2 separate regions of the Homo sapiens genome follow, and region 2 is linked to region 1. Evidence: read pairs that join two places in POLR2A ChIA-PET (ENCODE). Cell type or tissue: IMR-90. All regions are shown on one strand. Each heading gives the region's core, and the rest is flanking DNA. Links, peaks and the distances in the headings are about the cores only. Region 1 overlaps GPR176 (G protein-coupled receptor 176). Region 2 overlaps EIF2AK4 (eukaryotic translation initiation factor 2 alpha kinase 4).

Region 1 (4,420 bases), core at 295-4,294:
CCTGAACAGTCTGCTTTTGGTATTGTGCCCCAGGAGTATCATAAAGACATGTAATCAGATTCAGCCCACAAGGCAACAATAACCTACTGAAATATCCTGAAGGAAAGGTCCTACATATCCCTTTCTTTCACGGTCTTATTCTTCTGGTCTAGTGTTTCCTGCTGGCCCAGAAAAGAAAAAAAGAATGATGAATTTTCTCAATTGTAATATTATGAGAAACAGGGAAAAAATCATGAAGGCAGTGATTTGTTGTTTGAGGGGTTTCCAAATGGCCTTAGAGTGCACCTACACTACCACTCCCTCTATCTCACCCATGACAAACACTGAAAATCTACAACAGCCCTCTTTCCCTCTGAGCCCAGTATAAGACCTCAGAATCTTTCTCAACACAACATTCCAGACATGGGCAATTTGCCATCTGGGTACTAGAATCTTAGCTAGTGTTTCAAAATGTCAAGTTCAGCACTCTGTTTAACTGTAGGAGTCAAAAACTAATCCTTACACAAGAGCTAAGATTTTGCAAAACAATCTGAAAACGAGTCTGAATAACTCACTTGCAAAGTGAACTAGTCCACACCCATCAACTCAGGCAGTTAAAATATGATGCAAATGCAAAGTCATAGAGGAATCCCAGATGGGTCTCTTAGCCTTTCTCTCTTGCCCAAACACTGCTGTATTCTTAGCCTAACCAGCTATGCCACAAGTATATACTACATCAGACATTTTTAAGTGTCAGATTTTAAAAGCATGTATGAATATCAGCTCAAAACTATCATTACTAACAGAAAAGCAACTTAGGGCACATATTTAAATATAAACCCATTAGGAACACAGTTTGTGTGTCTTACTTACCATTATATCCACAATGTCTAGAGTAATATTTGGCACATAATAGGCACTCAAAAAGTTCTTGTTACCTTCACACCCATTAGGATAACTACTATTAAAAAATATAAAAACAGAAAATAACAAGGTGAGGATGTGAAGAAATTGGAACTCTTGTACACTCTTGATAACAATGTAAAATAGTATCGCTGCTATGGAAAACAGTATGGAGGTTCCTCAAAAAATTAAAAAATAGAACCATTATATAATCCAGCAATCTAATTTTTGGGTACATATACAAAAGAACTGAAATCTGAATCTTGAAGAGATATTTGCACACTCATGGTCATTGCAGCATTGTTCATAATAGCCAAGAGGTGGAAGCAACCTAAACATCCATCAACAGATGAATGGATAAAGAAAACATGATATATACATACAGTGGAAAGTTATTCAACCTTAAGAAAAGAAATTCTGACATATATTAAAACATAGATGAACCTTGAGGACATTATACCAAGTGAAATCAGCCAGTCACAAAAAGACAAATATGATTCCACTTATATGAGATATCTAAAGTAGTCAAATTCATAGAGACAGAAAGTAGATTGGTGGTTTCCAGGAGCTGGGGAAGGAGGAAAAGGGGAGTTGCTGTTCAATGGATGTAGAGTTGCAGTTTCGCAAGACGAAAAGTTCTGGAGATTAGCTGCACAACAATGCGCATATAGTTAACACTACTGAGCTATACACTTGAAATGGTTAAGATGGTAACTTTTATGTTATATTTTAACATAATTTTTTAAAATACCTATTAAATCAATGAACAGAAAGATTTCTTTCTCCTCTAGAATAGTGGCTCTCAATCAGAAGTGATTTTGTCCCCCTGGGAACATTTGGCAATGTAAGGAGACATTTTTGGTTGTCATAGCTGGGAGCAGGAGTGCTACTTGCACCTAGAAGACAGAGGCCAGGGATGCTATTATAAACATCCTCACAAAGCACAAGACATCCCCCAACAACAAAAAATTATCTGGTCCCAGAATGTCAATAGTGTCAGGTTGTTAAATCCTGCTCAAGAGTTTTCTGTTCAATAAGGGTATATAAAATGCATAGCTCAGAGCCTTAAAAATGTTAGCCTTACAATTATCATCATCATAATTATTATTATTATTATTTAACTCTAGGTGAAGACTGAAGTTTTTATTTCCTTAACTTGTATTTGACACAGTAAACTGAGGTCAAGTTGCCTACAAAATGAGTCTACTATACATCCTTCCATATTTGCCACCAGGAAACTATTGAGGGAAAGGGAGGGAGAGTCTGTAATACATTCAAAAGTCTGATGCTTCTGACTAACCCAATCTCAGAGCACTGCCCAGAGCAAGACTTTCCTGAGTTGCTCAGGAAAGCAGACAATAAGGATCCCCAGACAATAAGGTTCTCCCAAGGCAATCAGGACCTGTGATGTAAACTCTAGCCCAAAAGAAAATCTCAGATGTCTTCTCATTCCAGTGTCTCTTTCCAAAGATTAGGCAATTTGTTTGAGGTTTGAATCAGCTCCTTTAGATGATTATATAACCAAAATGGTGTCCAGGGCCTCTCTAATACTATATCATAAGGAGTGGAAATTTCCTTGAACCCCTTACTTTTATGGTGTAGAAAACTCCAAAGTATTACCTAAGACTTCTATGAATCATGTCCTATGAATTTAGAATCTCAGGGTCTGTAGCCATTTGTGCTCACTCTATCTTGTTCCCTGACATAGTCTTAGTTTCTCTTTACTGATCTCCAATAAAACAAAATAAAATAATAACAAAAATCTAGCCCATACCAAGAGTTCTGTGATTTGGGGTTACTTCTCTGAAATCTTGGTAGGGAGCATAGAAATCAGTCACATAGAGGAAGACTCAACAGTGTCTCCTGTTGTGGTCATTCTCCCCTCTCCTCCCTTGGTTCCCCTCCCACTCAGAAGTAAATCAAGCCAGGCACAGTGGCTCATACCTGTAATCCAAACACCTTGGGAGCCTGCGGTGGGAGGATCACTTGAGGCCAATAGTTCAAGACCAGCCTGGGAAACATAGTAAGACATCCCCCCACCACACCCCTAGTCTCTAAAAAAATAATAATTAGCTGGGTGTGGTGGTGCACACCGGTGATCCCAGCTACTTGGGAGGCTGAGGTGAGAGAATCACCTGAGCCAAGGAGTTCAAGGCTGCAGTCAGCTATGATCATGCCCCTGCACTCCAGCCTGGGTAACAGAGTGAGACCCTGTCTCAAAAAAAAAAAAAAAAGTAATTCATTCTCTCCTTGGAAACCTTGAAACTTGTCCCAAAGGGTCTTATTATGCCAACTCATCAAAGAACTCTCTTAACAAAGATGAGTCTTTCCCAGAAGGAATTTTCATAGTACCTGCTAAAAGAATACTATTTTCTCCATGTATTACAATGACAAAGTACATCGCCAATGCTATTTTACTCCAAAACTCCAAAACTATGCATGAAGAACCTTCCAATAAAGAAGCCACATTCCCCATTTTACTCTTTCCCCAATTTCGTCTTGTGTGTCCCAACTATAGTGAAGGCATGAGGAATTCAAATAAGCCCTGGTCCTATTTCTCGTCAATTCACAGCCCACCTAAAATGCTACACTATGTTTAGGAATAATTGCAGAGCTTAGAGATCATGTATTTCCCAAGCATCCCCTGCCACTAGTGTACAGAGGCGTGATTTCCTCTTCCTGTGGGAAGAGTGGAGCCTCTGGTGAGCACAGCAGCAGGAGTTTTGGTTCTCGCAAGCAGCTGTGGCAGAATTTCTGGCATCCAAGCCCCAGCATTATAAAGGCCACTAGAATAGTGTGGCTGGGGATTTTCTGGGCTGCACTTTTGGCTGTATTGTTTCTGTTTAGTAACTCAGTTGAGTTATGTGGCCATCTCTAAGATTCTGTGAGTTGCCAAATATCCTCTAATAAAATACCCATCAGCTGAGCAAAGTGGATTCTGCTGTTTGCAACCAAAAACTCTGATCAAATAAAGACAGTTAAGTTTGGGGAGGAAGTACCTGGATTATCCAGGAAATTAACAGCAATAACACAGTAACACTTACTAAACTTACTAAGACTGCAGTGCTATGTTCTAACCACCTTACATATGTAAATTCATTTAACCTCAAAACAACCATAAGAGTAGATATCATTATTCATTGCATTTTAAGATGCCGAAACAAATTCAGAAAAATATATCACTTGACCAATATCACCTAGCTAGTAAGTGAAGGAGACAAGATTCAAACCCAGGCAATTGATTCCAGAACCATGCTCAAAACGACAGCAGTATGCCACCTCTCTGGTCAACATCTGGACATGGAGGCATGCCCAATCTAAAGGGTCTGGAATTAAAGTTCCTCAAAACATACTGTGCAGGCCAAACAAAGCACATTCTGACAATCCTATCCAAAATAGCCACACACCTTTACCATACGCTGCTTTGTTTTCTTCACAACACTCACTACTTTCCTCAATTATGTCATTTATTTGCTTACTGTCTATCCCTCATACAAATATAATCTTTAGACAGTATATTAGTTATCTACTGCTGCAT
Region 2 (4,386 bases), core at 289-4,288, 180 kb after region 1:
AATATTTTTTCCAAGAAAAAAATTTTTCTTCCAACTTGCCTAACTGGGTGGCTTCTGGCTCCAGGATTCCCATCTGTCCTTCAGAGAGGGGCCATTGTGCACTGTGGGCACCTCAAGGCAGCTGTTGTCAGAGTGACTGCATCTAAATGAAAACTATCTAATCTGGCTCTAAAGGTAGTTGAGGTTTGTTTGTGCTCTAAATAGCAAAGTAGAAGAGGCCGATGACAAGACTTAAGGCAGGCTTCTCATTCCATACATGGTTTCGGCATTTGCTATATGCCTACTGGTGTGCTAAGGGCTGTGTAAAATGTAGAAAACATTAACATGGCCCCAGTCCTCAAAAGAGTTTATAACTTAGAAGCATATGCATTATATAGAGAATAATAAAAGCAAATAAATATAGGCCAGGTGCGGTGGCTTATGCCTGTAATCCCAGCACTTTGGGAGGCCGAGGAGGGCGGATCACTTGAGGTCAGGAGTTCGAGACCACCCTGGCCAACATGGTGAAACCCTGTCTCTACTAAAAATACAAAAATTAGCCAAGCGTGGTGGCAAACGCCTGTAATCCCAGCCACTCGGGAGGCTGAGACAGGAGAATTGCTTGAACTGGGGAGGCAGAGATTGCAGTGAGCCAAGATCATGGCACTACACTACAGCCTGGGCAACAGAGCAAGACTTTGTCTCAAAATAAAATAACTACAGTAGAACACTGAGTTAAATTTATAGAATATGAATGTTAGAGTATGCTGTGGACATATGCAAAAGAGTGAGTGTTAAAAGAGAGCAGTCAATTTTAGAAATGTAATCAGACTGAAATACAAAAATCAGGTACTTTATTTTTGTAAGCTCTTCTAGCTGTTTCTCAGGATTTGGGTGGAAACCTATTTTTCCCGTCTTCCTACTGCCTTCATCACCTACCAAGTTTCAGTTCTCACACCATGTCCTCATTGCTGCCACCTCTCCCTTTTTCCCAATTTAGCTTCATACTATCATCTCTCTGTCTCTGTGTGCACTGTTTCACTGCGCTACGCCTTTATAAGGAATCATTTCAAAATTATGAAGAGATAATTGACAAGGATTATTAAACAAATGGTCAAGATAAGTTATAAAAACCTCATTTCCCCTGAGATCATATTGCTAGACACCCCTTTCTGAGTGGATTAAGAGCAAATCTTCTTTTTTTTTTTTGAGACAGAGTCTCACTCTGTCACCCAGGCTGGAGTGCAGTGGTGCAACATCAGCTCACCACAACCTCTGCCTCCCATGTTCAAGCGATTCTCCTGCCTCAGCCTCCCGAATAGCTAGTATTATAAGCGCCGGCCACCATGCCCTGCTAATTTTTCTATTTTCAGTAGAGACGGGGTTTCACCATGTTGGCCAAGCTGGTCTCAAACTCCTGACCTCAGGTGATCCCCCAGCCTTGGCCTCCCAAAGTGCTGGGATTACGGGCATGAGCCATCGTACCCAGCCAAGGGCAAACCTTTAGACACCATTTGGAATCCTTTCTAGGCTTTGGTATGTAACCCTGTGATTGTATCCTGGGATAGGAAATAAGATGGCAAGAAAGATGGCTTGGTTTAACATGTTCTGAATTCCATTTTCTTACTATTTAGGTACAAACTCGACTTCAGACCTCCCTTGCCAACTTACATCAGAAAAGCAGTGAAATTGAAATTCTGGCTGTAAGTGGCTTTCTTTAGTATTTTGAAGGTGGCTTCTGTCCATACTGTCAAAGTAGTTGCCTCAGGGTTCAGAGCTTTTTTGCTCAGTGTCAGCAGAATTTGGATGCAGGCCTTATTGTGATGTGAACTACACGCAATTTAAAACTATTAAGAACTAGGGGGAGAATTTAAGGTTTTTTGTTTCTCCTCTTTGTTCCTCTTTAAGATAGAGGAAAATGAAAACAAAAGTCATTTTCCTACATATATCAGGCCTTTGCCTTGCTAAGCTTACACCGAATACATGTAGCAGCGTCAGACCTTTCGGGTGTGGTGTAGAGGGACAGGGAGTACAGTTTCCACTGCTTATTAATTCTCCAGGGCTAAGATCTTATCACTGCACAGTTCATTAAGCCCTTTTACAGCACAATAGCATCTCAGACTCTGCAAACCCTATTCATACTGCTGCATTTCACGTGACACTATGGTCACAAGGCAGTATTGTGCTGCTGAGAGTTGATGTACATTTGTGTGTATTCACAGGTGGATCTACCCAAAGAAACAATATTACAGTTTTTATCATTAGAGGTAAGCAATATGAACTCTTCTGCACTGTGGCCTTTAAGATCCCAAATCTTTGCTATTAGTTTGCCAAAATACTGAAGACGGCATTCATTAGTGATAGTATTTTTCTGGCAGCTGCAGGAATTTAGTAACATTTTTCCTTTTATGTAACATATATGTTCCTAAATCCTATGTTGAAGGACTCATACTTTTCTAGTGACTTTATTTTTCAGATACTTATTTTATTAAAAACAAAAAACAAAAACAAAAAAACACATATACTGCTTTTACTATGTGTCAGGGTCTGGCAGGCCTTGTTGTAAGCATTTTACAAGTAGTAACTCATTTAATCATTACCACCCCAAAATGTAGATACTGTTATTATCCCTTTACAGAGTACGGAAGTAGAGAGGTTAAATATCTTACCCACAGTCACCCAGCTAGTAAGTAGTAGAACCAGGATTTGAACCTAAGCAGACTAGCAGAATCGGTGTTCTTAACCACTATACTATACTATCTCTCAAACCTCCATTCCAGCTAGGGAAGCTCATTTGCAGATTAGTACTATACAAAACAAAATCCTTTTGTAAAAATTAATTAGGTCCTTTATAAATATATATATATTTTTACAGGTACATCCCTTTATCATCAAATAGCCTAAATAAGAACTTTAAAAATTTGAATAGTTATCTTTGCTATTAAGAACACTCAACTATAGTCATAGCTACAGGTGACTTTTGCAACATGTCATATCAAAGAATACTTTTTTGTCTATCCAGAGTGTTTAGTCACAAATTAAATTAGATTAATAGTGAACTTAGCCCTAGAACTAGTATTTTATATATCATTTTTTGTTCTCTTACAAATAAGCATATACCACTATCTCACTGGCAGTGTACTGATTTATGATCCAGTCAAATGGATATACTTAAGAGCTGCTATCACCGTTGTACAAAAAGTAAACAGAGGCCGGGTGCAGTGGCTCACGCCTGTAATCCCAGCACTTTGGGAGGCCGACGTGGGTGGATCACCTGAGGTCTGGGGTTTGAGACCAGCCTGGCCAACATGGTGAAACCCCATCTCTACTAAAAATACAAAAAATTAGCCGGGCGTAGTGGCAGGCGCCTGTAATCCCAGCTACTTGGGAGGCTGAGGCAGAAGAATTACTTGAACCCAGGAGGTGGAGGTTGCAGTGAGCCGAGATTGTGCCACTGCACTCCAGCCTGGGCAACAAGACCGAAACTCCATCTCAAAAAAAAAAAAAAAAAAAGTAAACGGTAGGCAGAAATAACTGCTCTAAAGTCACATCAGCACACTAGGGCTGCAGCATTGTTAATCAGGCTCTAATTAGGGAGTCTTGTTTTAAGGAAAACTGGTGCTTCAGAGGAACCCCAGCAGTCTCCTAACTGGTTCTGCTATCTCCCTATTACTGATTCTCCTGGTATACTTGAAGAGGGAAATGACACTGGAATTTCATTAGTGACCCAGAAAAAACCAGCTAGTAAACCCTAGAGACCTGTTGTTAAGTCTTATCTATTTTTTTCCTAGTGGGATGCTGATGAACAGGCATTTAACACAACTGTGAAGCAGCTGCTGTCACGCCTGCCAAAGCAAAGATACCTCAAATTAGTCTGTGATGAAATTTATAACATCAAAGTAGAAAAAAAGTAAGTTATCACTTGGGCATAGCAGGGTTCACATGGTTAAAATTCAGGGCGGGGGGTTTCAGAGTGACATTATTTTGTTGTCTTGTTGAGGTTTGACGCCTGGTAAGCTGTTCTTAGAATTGCAGCTGACAACCAATAAATCTTGCTTGGACTGTGAATCACAGTCATGATCTCATCAATAACAAAACACAGGGGTCCTAGGAGTAGCTGTCCCAATTACAATTTTGTTCACCCAGGTAATTCACTTTCTAAGTATGTTTAAATCAAAGAAAATAACCATGACTACTTTGCTGTATGTCCTTATGTCATAATGCCAATCAATCAATCAATCATTCATGTTATCATACACTTAAAAGGCAACAAGGAAGCCTATGAGGTGAATGGTTATCTCCTTACTAGGACCTTATACTGCAGACCCCTGTCAGTCACACCTTGTATAAAACCTATATAATTTTTTAATGACTAGCCTTCCATCTTGTTTTTGCTTAAATAAAGCT

Evidence for each region. Peaks named below come from ENCODE experiments on the same cell type or tissue, not always from the same donor. Only the 100,000 strongest peaks of a DNase experiment are listed, where the experiment ranks them.
Region 2: POLR2A ChIA-PET joins it to region 1 with 5 read pairs; 3 of 35 experiments call an interaction of 5 or more read pairs at or near these places.

The regions. Positions count from the first base shown.
Region 1 is chr15:39,851,951-39,856,370 of GRCh38, forward strand. All of the region lies in intron 1 of GPR176 (G protein-coupled receptor 176), which reads right to left. Among named protein-coding and RNA genes, the nearest start is that of GPR176, 66 kb to the right of the region's middle. In IMR-90, for the core only: no CTCF peak of the experiment used is centred there; DNase peaks (open chromatin) are centred at 421 and 2,441; H3K27ac peaks cover 757 bases.
Region 2 is chr15:40,030,556-40,034,941 of GRCh38, forward strand. It overlaps EIF2AK4 (eukaryotic translation initiation factor 2 alpha kinase 4), which reads left to right. Exons shown (of 39, transcript NM_001013703.4): 36 at 1,614-1,682; 37 at 2,202-2,246; 38 at 3,771-3,889. Among named protein-coding and RNA genes, the nearest start is that of SRP14, 6.4 kb to the right of the region's middle. In IMR-90, for the core only: no CTCF peak of the experiment used is centred there; no DNase peak of the experiment used is centred there.